2 separate regions of the Homo sapiens genome follow, and region 1 is linked to region 2. The links are chromatin contacts, found by Hi-C or POLR2A ChIA-PET in ENCODE. All regions are on one chromosome and are shown on one strand. The core of a region is the stretch at or near the end of the contact, and the rest is flanking DNA. Distances in the headings are between cores, read along the strand shown. Region 1 holds the start of NDUFS5 (NADH:ubiquinone oxidoreductase subunit S5). Region 2 has its middle 79 kb from the start of NDUFS5.

Region 1 (5,928 bases), core at 1,348-3,847, 80 kb after region 2:
CCTTACCGTTTTCTGCCGAAGCAAACACTCTACGAAATCATCATATTCTATCTTGCACTCTTTCTCTGCCCGAGTATAACCGATTCCATGTGCACATTCTATCCATTCTTTTTCAAAAGCATGGCATCGACCAGCCATCTTGTAGGGCTGTTCACCACTCTGGATTGTCAACCATCGATCTATGTTAAGGCCGAACCTTTTCTGGATGTCCAAGAAAGGCATGGCTGTAATGGAAGATTTAAAAAAATAAGTAAATAAAATACCACAAGAGGGCAATCAACTGAGAAATTTCTAAGAAAAAATTAGATAATCATGCTAAGTAGCCCTCTAGAACACTGTTTGATATTATTCTCCTGATTTCTTCTCACCAAACTTTTTCATTAAATAGGTTCTTCCAGTTTATGGCAGATAAGCAGTTTTTGCGCTTTTTCAAAACTCAAGGAAAAGAGAACTATAACTAAAGAACAATGCATAGAAATCCTTTCTCGGTCAGGAGCGGTGGCTCACCTACCACGTGAGATGGAGTCTCCGTCTGTTACCCAGGCTGCAGCGCATGGTGCAATCTTGGCTCACTGCAACCTCCTCCTCCAGGGTTCAAGCGATTCTCCTGCCTCAGCCTCCCAAGTAGCTGGGACTACAGGTGCGCACCACCACGCCCAGCTAATTTTTGTATTTTTAGTAGAGATGGGGTTTCAGCATGTTGGCGAGGCTGGTCTTGAACTCCTGACCTCAGGTGATCCGCCCGCCTTGGCCTCCCAAAGTGCTGGGATTACAGGTGTGAGCCACTGCACCTGGCCTAAATTTTTTTTTTAAATCAGCCACTTGTGGGCCAGGCGCGGTGGCTCATGCCTGTAATCCCAGAACTTTGGGAGGCCAAGGCGGGTGGATTACCTGAGGTCAGGAGTTCAAGACCAGCCTGGCCAATATGGTGAAATCCCGTCTCTACTAAAAATACAAAAAAATTAGCTGGGCGTGTTGGCACATGCCTGTAATCCCAACTATTCGGGAGGCTGAGACAGGAGAACTGCTTGAACTGGGGAGACAGAGGTTGCAATAAGCCAAGATCCGCCATTGTACTCCAGCCTGGGCGACAGAGCGAGACTCTGTCTCAAAAAAAAAAAAAAAAAAAAAAGAAGAAGAAGAAAAAAAGAATTTGGATCCTTTGGTCAGGTTCTCTGTCTCAAAAAAAAAAAAAAAAAAAAAAAAAGGCACTTGTGGTGGTATGTGCGCCTGTAGTCCCAGCTACTCCTAAGGCTGAGGCAGGAGACTGAGGCCAGGAGTTCAAGGCTTCAGTGAGCTATGACCTGGCCACTGCACTCCATCCTGGGCAACAAAGCGAGATCCTGTCTCAAAAAAAAAAAAAAACCAGAGCGAAAGAAATGGGTTAAGACTTACTTTGTAGACTATTACAGACAGTAGGGAAAAAAATTTACATGCAAATACATAATAATGTTAAATGTAAAAACACACACACAAAAACAAACCCTGACTGCCTAAAATGACTGAAAGGAAGCGCGCGCACACCCACAAATATCAATATAAATGTGTACTCATGGTAGATTTAAAGGTGAATTTAGTTGGGCGCAGTGGCTCACGCCTGTAATTCCAGCACCTTGGGAGGCCGAGGCGGGCGGATCACCTGAGGCCGCGAGTTCAAGACCAGCCTGACCAACATGGCGAAACCCTCTCTCTACTAAAAAAATACAAAATTAGCCGGGCGTGGGGGCGCATGCCTGTAATCCCAGCTACTCGGGAGTCTCAGGGAGGAGAATCGCTTGAATCCGGGAGGCAGAGGCTGCAGTGAGCCGAGATCGCGCCACTCTGCACTCCAGCCTGGGCAACAAGAGCGAAACTCCATCTCAACAAAAAGGTGAATTTAACTTCTTAAGTTCCTTCCCATCCCTCAGTCATCATTTACTGAGTAGTTACGTTCCAGGCACTCAGATGCGGGGGAAAGCAGCTCCAACGTAAGCACCAGAGACACACACTCGGAATTGCGAATACACTGCAAGGAACACGAGTGGGTAAGAGCTCGAAGGAGGAAGCACGAACTCTGCCCGGAGACTTGAAAATGCCTTTAACATGGCTTGCGAGTTCGCCAAGTGAAGATCAGTGGGCAGAGTGTTCCAGTTGGGCAACAGCCCGGAGTTACAGCCGGAAGTGCTGGCTATGTTTGGGGGACAATGGAGCGCAGCGTGCATGACGGTGAAAAGAATGAAATGAGCTCAGGAGGCCGGCGGGGCCGAAATCACGCAGAGCCTGGAAAGCTGGGATAAGGATCGTAGACTTTAGGTTAAGAAACAGAAAGCCAAAACATTAGTCCGGCAAAAACCTAAACAAATGTGGAAAGTGGAGAGAGCGGCAATCTCCAGGCTTCGGTGCCATTAGCTGTGGAGGTGAAGCGGCCTGGGAGGGCAGGGAACACGCCCTGAGTTCAGGTCTGGGAGAAGGGGACACACAGCAAGCCAAGAGGAAATCTGTTAAAGAGACCTCGGAAGGAAGGTCCTTAAGCTAAGCTGCCGCGCGGACATAAGCAGCCCCTACCTACCCGATGCTCGTGCCCTTGACTCTTCTCTGGCCGCCGCTTCAGAACGACTAGCTAGCGACGCGGACGCCTGCCGTAAAGGATGACCTCAGCGAGACGTTTGCAGCGCGACGCCGGAAGCCGACCTTCCCTCAGCCGTCTCCCCACAAAACCATAGAAACCGAGCCCGTTGGCCTGGTACGGTGGCTGACGTCTGCAATCCCAGCACCTTGGAAGGCTGAGGGAGGAAGATCACTTCAGCCCAGGAGTTCGAAAACAGCCTGGGCAACATGGCGAAACTCCCCTCTCTACAAAAAATAAAAAATTAGCCGGGCGAGGTGGTGCATGCCTGTGGTTCCAGCTACTCAGGAGGTTGAGGTGGGAGGATCCCTTGAGCCCAGGAGATTGAGGCTGTAGTGAGCCATGATCACACCATTCCATTGCATTCCAGCCCTGGCAACAGAGCAAGACCTTATCTCAGGGGGAGAGTGAGAGAGAGAGGATGAAGAAGAGAGAGAGGAGGTAGAGAGAGAGAAAGGAAAAAAAACCCAAACCCATCAATTACAGAGACACAGGGAAGGCCTAGCCATTAGTGAGTTCTTGCTCCTTTCTTGCACTCTGCCTAGCATGCTCACGACAACACTGAGTGGTGAGAGACTTCACCAAAGTCACAGGAGAGAAAGAACACTGGCTCCCTGCCTACCCACTAGTGGTTAAGCACATGGACTATGAGCCCAAACCACCACGTGGGGTCAAATGTAGGCCCCCAGCCGGGCGCAGTGGCTCAGGCCTGTAATCCCAGCACTATGGGAGGCCGAGGTGGGCGGATCACAAGCTCAGGAGATCGAGACCATCCTGGCCAATATGGTGAAACCCTGTCTCTACTAAAAATACAAAAATTAGCTGGGTGTGGCAGCGAGTGCCTGTAATCCCAGCTAGTGGGGGGAGGCCGAGGCAGGAGAATCGCTTGAATCCGGGAGGCGGAGGTTGCAGTGAGGTGAGATCGCGCCACTGGACTCCAGCCTGGCGACAGAGCTAGATTCAGTCTCAAAAAAAAAAAAAAAAAAAAAAAAAAAAAAAAAAAAAAGTAGGCCCCCACCAATTTCGTGTGACTCTAGGAAAGTTTCTTAACTTCATTGTGCCTCAGTCTCCTCGTCTGTTAAGATAATTATGGTATTCACAATGGAGGCTTGCTATAGGGATTAACTGATTTATGTATAAAGCACTGAGGCGGTGGCTAGCACATGGGAAACATTCCAAGGCAGTCGCAGTTCTTTGATGTCTCAGCTTTCAGTTTGTGAATCAACTGCTACCATGCCTGTCATCTGTTCCAGAACCTCCAATGACTCCCTTTGACTACATCAGAGACTCTAAAGTGTTGTGTGTATGTCTTTGGGGGGTGGACCACAGGGTGCATGAGATATTATACATTGGAGGTATGGGAGGAAAATACTAGAACATATATATATATATATATATATATATATATATATATATATATATAAATATATATATATATAATTATTACTTTTGAGACAGATTCTCACTCCCATTGCCCCGCTGGAGTGCAGTGGTGCAATCACAGTTCACTGCAGCCTCAACCTCCCTGGGCTCTGGTGATCCTCCCACCTCAGCCTCCCAAATAGCTGGGACCACATGTGCATGCCACCATGTGCCTGGCAGTCTTTATTATAATTATTATTTTATTTGAGATAGGGTCTCACTCCATCACCCAGGCTGGAGTGCAGTAGTGCTATCATAGATCACTGCAGCCTCAAACTCCAGGGCTCAAGCAATCCTCCTGCTTAGCCTCCCAAGTAGCTGGGACTACAGACATGCCACTGTGCCCAGCTAATTCTTTTTTTTTTTTTTTTTTTGAGACAGAGCTTCACTCTGTCACCAGGCTGAAATGCAGTGGTGCAATCTTGGCTCACTGCAACCTCCACCTCCCAGGTTCAAGCGATTCTCCTGCCTCAGCCTCCTGAATAGCTGGGACTACAGGTGTGCGCCACCACTCCCAGCTGATTTTTGTATTTTTTTTTAGTAGAGACGAGGTTTCACCATATTGGCTAGGATGGTCTAGATCTGTTGACTTCGTGATCTGCCCGCCTCAGCCTCCCAAAGTGCTGGGATTACAGGCGTGAACCACTGCGCCCGGCCAAGCTAATTCTTTAAAAAAATTTTTTGTGGAGATCAGTATCTCTTTATGTTTCCCAGGCTGGTCTCCAGCTCCTGGGCTCAAGTGATCCTCCTGCCTGGGCCTCCCAATGTGCTGAGATTACAGGCATGAGCCACCATGCCTGGCCCTTTTATACATTTTTTTTTAACACTCTGAGAGAGAGTTGAGGGCAGGCTGCTTGTAAGGATAAGGCAGCCTCTTTTATACATTATTAACCTAAGAAAAAATGGGGTGCCCTTGAAAGAGTTTTTTAAGATTAGAAAACAAGGGCCAGGTGCAGTGGCTAATGCCTGTAATCCCAGCATTTTGGGAGGCTGAGGCAGGCAGATCACCTGAGTTCAGGAGTTCAAGACCAGCCTGACCAACATGGTGATACCCTGTCTCTACTAAAAATACAAAAAATTAGCCAGGTGTGGTGGCAGGCACCTGTAATCCCAGCTACTTAGGAGGCTGAGGCAGGAGCATCGCTTGAACTGGAGAGGCAGAGGTTGCAGGGAGCCGAGATCGCACCATTGCACTCCAGCCTGGGCAACAAAAGCAAAACTCTGTCTCCAAAAAAAAAAAAAAAAAAGGCAAAAGGAAGTCAGAAGGAGCCAGATCAGTACTGTAAGGTGGATGCCTAATGATTTCCCATCAAAACTCTTGCAAAATTGCCCTTGTTTGCTGAGAGAAATGAGCAGGAACATTGTTATAGCGGAGAATGACTCTGGTGAAGCTTTCCCAGGCATTTTTCTGCTAAAACTTTTGCTAGTTTTCTCAAAACACTCTCATAATAAGCAGATGTTATTGTTCTTTGGCCCTCCAGAAAGTCAATAAACAAAATGCCTTGAACATTAAAAAAAAAAAAACGAATGACATGACCTTTGCTCTTGACTGGTCCACTTTTGCTTTGACCAGACACTTCCACCTCTTGGTAGCCATTGCTTTGATTGTGCATTGTCTTTAGGATTGTACTGGTAAAGCCATGTTTCATCTCCTATTACAATTCTTCAAAGAAATGCTTCAGGATCTTCATCCTGCTTGTTTAAAATTCCCATTGAAAGCTCTGCAGCTGATCTGGGCATGATGGTTTGGCACCTGCCAAGTGGAATGTTTGCTCAACTTTAGTTTTTCAGTCAGAATTATGTAAGCCGAACCAAGTGAGATGCCTATGGTATTGATTATTATTTCTGCTGTTGTCAATCCACTTCAGTTAGGACACAAAATGTTTTTCTCATAAATTGAT
Region 2 (5,626 bases), core at 462-2,961:
CCAGCTCACTCCTCTGCTTAGACAAACTGTTCTCCTATTAAGGTAGTACGGGGATTTCTAAGTCTGGAAAATGCAGGAATTCCATAAGCAAAGTAACAAAGGCCCGGATGCTAAGCCACTCTGACCTCCCAGTGAGAACGGTGCAGTGGGGGGAAGAGAGATTGTTCTGCACCGATCAGAAGAGCAGACTGCACGACCACCGTATACAACTCGAGGTAATTTACTTTGGGCAACCATTTTTAACTCATTCCTCCCCTCAAGAAAGAGACCTGTGTCTGGGAAGGATTAAGTTCCTATACACCTGATCAAGGCCCTTCAGAGGAAAGCCAAACTGAGTGAGACAGCTAAAAAAAAAAAACTGAACAAAAGAGGTCTCTCCTGGAACAAGCCCTACTGCCCCCTTCTTTCCCAGCCTCATTTGCTAGGAGTCCAACTTCCTTTCCGCTGGAGGTCACCAGTACTACCATCCAGTGAGGTGCTGAGATTTCTTCACCTATTTTGGGTCTTAATTCTGCTGGTTTGAAGCTGTCACAGCCCGGGACGGTCCTAATGTATCTCCTCTCTCTGAAGAGAGCAGTGTTACTCAAAAGCCTGCAAAGGAAACTTAATGCAACCATTCACTGAGCAGCATTTTTTCAATGAAGTTCAGCAGCACAATCTAACCTCTTTGTGCTCTGAAATGAACCACATTTCTTAAAAAGAAAGACCACAGGGGGTTGACAGAAAACTTGCTGCAGGCAGGAAAAGCTGGACAGTTTACAGGAGCTGATGCAGAGGGAACAAGCAAAAACCCTAGTAGGTCTTTTTTCGCATTTCATCTCTACTTTTTTCCTGCTGCATTCCCAAGCAGAGTTCCAATGCCACAAGAAAAAAAAAGTGGGGGGGAGGGGGGAGAGGGGGGGCGTTTTACAGCTTCTTCATTAGTTTCCCTTCACTGGATAGGTGCTGTAAACAAGTACGCTGGACTCAGTCATAGGGGCTGAAGTTTCCTCTCCTTCAGATAAAAAGAAACTAAGGGCCTAGTCACAAGGGCCCGAGCTGAATAAAATGGGGAAAAGTGCTGCCTGTGTCGTTTCTGGGAAAATCTCCCCGTCTGTGGAAAGCATAACTGCCAGCCAAAGCAAACTCCCAGAACCGGATGTTAAAGATCAAGGCAAGGGCCTCCCAAGGCCACGCATCCCTGGCTTCCATTCAGGGGCACCTACAGCAGTTAGGGAAATGCAGTCCACAGGCCCTCTTGTCTGTCAAAACTTTCTCCCCATACACCCAAGGCGCAGATTAGGCATTAACTTGCAGAAGTGTCTCGCAAGAGAGCCTTCAGGGCTGAAATCCGAGCTCCAAGGCAAATCTTTATGTGGGAGGAAAAAAACAGACCCCTACCTCCAGCAGGCCCAGACCCCCGGGGAGATGGAGGGGGTAAGGTCTCGCCACCAAAAACTGCACACTCACCCACACCGCTGCCCACCCCACCCCGAAGACACCAAGGTGCTTTCCAACCTCGGCTTCCACGCGACTCATCCGAGACTCAAAGAGACAAAAGGGGGCGAGGGAGGGACTCTCCGCGGGCACACAGAGGTCCGAGCCCCTCTGGGAGGAAGCTCGCACCCAGAGCAGAGCGGGTGGTTTCTCCCGCGCCCAACTCCTCCTCCTCCTCCTCCCCAGCAACTCCCCACGGCGGCCGGTCTCCAGGCCAGCGCCTTGTCTCGCCTTCTTCCAGCTGGGGCCGGATAATAGGGCAAATCATGTAACTGGCGCTCTGAGCGCGCCGACTGCCCCGGGGGCGGTTTCCGAAGGCTTATCTCAACTCTGTAAATAAACTGGCCCCGAGAAGCAGCAGCTCAGGGCCAAGCCCCGCGCGGTGGGTGCGACCCCGCCCGGCCGCCCCACCTGCAGCCGCCGAGCCGACCGGCTCCGAAGGCCACGCTGCGCCGGCCCGCGGGCCTCAGCGCCGGCCAGTCCCCGGCCCTACCTTTGTACCGCTCCAGCACATCCTCGTACGCCTGCACGAACTCCTTCTCCTGGCTGCGGTTGGCCGGCTGCTGACCCGGCACGTAGCCGGCCATGGCCGCCCGCACCGCCTTCTCGCCGAGCCCCGGGGGCTGCCGGTTCCAGGCCCGCGCGCTGAGGCGGCGGCGGCCCCAGCCTCGACCCTTTGTGCGTCTCAGAGACGGCGACGGCGCCCTCGCTCTCCGCCGTCCGCCCGCCTCGCCCGGCCCGGCAGTCGCGCTCCGCTCCTCAGTCCGCTCGCACCCGGCCCGCTCGCGCTCCGCCGGTCCCGGCTCGCGTTTCCGCGTCCTCACCCCTCGGCTCCGCTCCTCCCTCAGCCCGCCCCGGCGCGGCTGCAGCGGCGGGCGGCGGCGGCGGCTCCTCCTGTCAGGAGCGCCAGGCCCGGCCCGTTCCCCGCCCCCTCTCCCCGCCGCCTCCGGGTCCCGGCGAGTCCTCGGCCCCAGGCTGCGGCCGGCTGGGCCCGGGCTGCCCACACGGGTCCCCCAGGGGCTGCCGACCCCCGCCCGGCCCGGACTGGGGCCCGAGCCGAGGGGCGCGAGAGGCCGGCCCACGCGGGAGTCCCGCTGGGTGGGAGGCCCCGCGCGTCAGGATGAAAGGCTGGGCCGGCCGAACGGCAGGGAGACCCGGGCCGGCTCCACAGGGCGAGCGGGAGCCCCAGTCAGCGCTGACCTACGCCGCCGGGAGCGGGACAAAGGAGGGTTTCTCCCTGGCTGGAGAGAAACCCAGCGGGGCCTGTGCGGCTGCTGGAGAAGGACCTGGAGAAACTGAAGGGAAAGCAGAGGGCAAAAGACCACGATGCCTCAGATCCCAGGGCTAGACGCGGTCAGAACGAGGACAAGGGCAAGATCCAGACAGGGCTGCAGTGTAGGGCCGGAGGACACTGAGCCCACAAAGAAGCCCGGGAACAAAGGGTTTTCCAGAAACAGAAGAAGCTGAACAAGAAGTGACGGGGCAGATCCAGCACCATGAAGTAAACCAGGCCAAGGAGCCAGAGCCTGAGAAATGACAACCCAGGGAGGCACGAAAACGGGATTCTGAATGCACCATGGGGTGAATAAGAGGAGAGACAGGGAGACATAAATCTGTAGGGGATAGACCCTCCAGAATTATTAAACTGTGACAGCCATCTGAACAGAGAGACAGAGATCAAAAGGGAGAAATGTGGGAACCTGAGACGGAACCAGGACTGTTAGGGAACAAAGAAAGGACTCTGGAGCATAGCTGGTCAGGGAAGAAAAGGGGAAGCCAATTATTCTTTGTCATCAGGGGAAAGGAAAGAGTAAAGAAAGGAAACTGGAAAATATGGGTAGGGATTTATTAGGGGCCATTTTGAGGACAGAGCTCCCAACATCATTTGATCCAACATTCGGTTGTGTATCATTCAATCCCAATATTCATGGAGTGCGCTGGAGCCATGAGCAGTGAATGAAGAACTCTGGTCAATGTAGGTGACACGTTGTGCCCGCCACCCCCCATTTAGCAGTTATCCTCCCCTGTTAGCTTGATTTTTCAGGAGGTCTGGAGAGGTGGTTGTGGGTAAGAAGTTACACTGGCTGATCTCACAATAAGGGCACATTAGCAAGTAAAAAAAGAATTCATGCAACACTGAGCAACCAAAATTGGGACTTGGGCTTCCATTCCAGTTCCCATTCTCAAGAGTTTGAAGGAGAAACTTCTTAACCCCAGGCTAGGGAAGGTGTCTTTGTACCTTGTGAGTAGTGCCAAGTATTTTGGTCAATGCTCAGCACATTGGTAACAAGTAAAACAAATGACGCTTTTCGCTAATAGGTGCATGCTGGTTGTTTCCACACCACACCCTGATCAGAAATCAGGTGAGCAAGTCATTAATCATATCTTTTCCCATCAAGTTTTGCTGGCCTGCCCAAGTTGTGGGCATGAAGATCATGCAGGGAAGGGCCTGAAAGAGGACAGGGAGGATCCTTAGACAAATGCTCATTTCCTTCCAGTTTAATCCTCCGTGCTAAAACAAACAAACAAACAAAACTAGTTCTCAGTTTGGTGTCAGCTGCTAATGAGCTCAGTTTACAAAAAGAAGGGGAATAAGTTTGAAGTATATGCATTTTTCAGTAAAAGGCTTTTAGCGGAAAATGCAGGATGAGTTGCTGATTGATGGCACAAGCACATTTTTCGTAAACAGCAGAGAATATAGAAATGCTAACTCTGGGGATCTTGACTGTGTCAGTGCTGAGTCATCTGCATTTCCCATATTATTTTATACCAGCAGGCCTAAGAAGGCCCAGACAGAAATCACGCATACAAACACCTCCACACAGACATCTCACCCCCACACAGACATCTGCCTCCTTATGTCCATTACACTACATAGAAAAGTCCCTCCATTCCCACCTGGGGCTGCTACACGCGCCACTTTGTGAGCAGGTTCCTCAAGATGTGTGACTGATGCTTGCCAAAGGTGAAGAAAGAACAGGGGCAAAAAGGGGAAGAGTCCGCTGTGAGAATCAGAGAAGACCTGGGGGCGTTGCAGGGAGAAGGCAAGGGGTTGAGATTCCTTTTAAGAAACACACAAATCAAAGAAGAAACTTCTGCTTTAGGTTGTGGCTAGAGAGCTTCTCTAAGACTCAAATTGCTTTCTTGACAAAATTTGCATTTAAATGCTCCCAGGAGATTTTGAAATAATGCATTCTTCTAATGAATGGAAAGTGGGGAAGTCCACATGTTTGGCTGATGTTCCTGTTTTATACAGAGAAAATTTTACAAGGCTAGAGGAACAAAGCGGCTGCCAGGGGGGATGGGAAGAAGGAAGTCTATGAAGGGGAGGTTTTTCGCTTCTTTCAAGCAACAGTCTAAATTTATAGCCAGACCACACAGTCGCAAAAGCTCTGAGGCTTTCTCCTTTTGGTCTTTGATTTTCTTTTGCTCCTGATGGGTGAGACTGCTGCTGCATTTCTAAGAAGGCTGCAATGGGGGAAGCAGAAGGATGTACTCGGAAGGGCATCTAGTGGAAGAGAAGAGTAATACAAGGAAATTAATGCCCTTTATCCTTGGTGTCCTCCCAATTAAAGCCTCATCAAATACCCCTATCCCTAAAGCCCTGCCACTTTCTATTTCTTTCAGCGCCTCTAATGTGTTATCTCGCCTCAGGGCCATCCAACCGACTTTCCTCCCAGATTATAACCCTTCATCACTCTCCTTTGGCCTGGCTCACTCCTACCCATGCTTCTGCTGAAACTCCCCAGGGGAAAGCCTTCCTTGACCCCCCCCCCGCCTCCAATTAATAGGTCCTCCTCTACCCTTTGGTAATACTCATCACACTTGAAGTTATGGTACAGTGTCTCTCATCCTTACTAAATCGTAAGCTCCCTGAGGGCTGAGACTGTTTGTCGTCTAATTCACCACAGGATCCTTAGCACCTAGCAACTGATCTGGCACATATAGGGCACTCATTAACTATTTCGTCTTTCTTTTCTTTTCTTTCTCTCTCTCTTTCTCTCTCTCTCTCTCTCTTTCTTTTTCTTCTTTTTTTTTGACGGAGTCTCGCTGTCGCCCAGGCTGGAGTGCAGTGGCGCGATCTCGGCTTACTGCAGGCTCCGCCCCCCGGGGTTCACGCCATTCTCCTGCCTCAGCCTCCCGAGTAGCT

What was found. Hi-C counts contacts between places; a loop is a spot of excess contacts on that map. ChIA-PET counts read pairs that join two places held with the same protein, here RNA polymerase II (POLR2A). Pooled maps may share reads with other maps.
Region 1: a loop to region 2 is called in a map of B cell, with 2.3 times the contacts of the local background. The contact joins the promoter of NDUFS5 here to the enhancer-like site in region 2. A Hi-C loop is called at or near these places in 8 of 168 maps with a recorded cell type or tissue (A673, B cell, IMR-90 and 5 more), 5 of 37 single-sample maps with no recorded cell type and 14 of 50 pooled maps. POLR2A ChIA-PET finds 5 or more read pairs at or near these places in 19 of 52 experiments (A549, AG04449, AG04450 and 14 more).

The regions. Positions count from the first base shown.
Region 1 is chr1:39,023,019-39,028,946 of GRCh38, reverse strand. It overlaps NDUFS5 (NADH:ubiquinone oxidoreductase subunit S5), which reads right to left and starts at 2,597. Exons shown (of 3, transcript NM_004552.3): 1 at 2,545-2,597; 2 at 7-224. The coding sequence starts at 222. RefSeq lists a silencer at 548-713 and enhancers at 1,484-2,069, 2,070-2,656, 2,516-2,765.
Region 2 is chr1:39,102,061-39,107,686 of GRCh38, reverse strand. It overlaps a transcript of MACF1 not described here. Among named protein-coding and RNA genes, the nearest start is that of NDUFS5, 79 kb to the right of the region's middle. RefSeq lists enhancers at 1,503-1,562, 4,137-4,692, 4,806-4,915, 4,936-4,985 and silencers at 1,823-1,962, 2,003-2,532, 2,573-2,662. Within about 2 kb of position 1,711, at least 32 of the 41 ENCODE cell types and tissues checked have a DNase peak (open chromatin) inside an H3K27ac peak, as active enhancers do; they include A673, GM12878, IMR-90 and 5 more, where a contact is called at or near this core.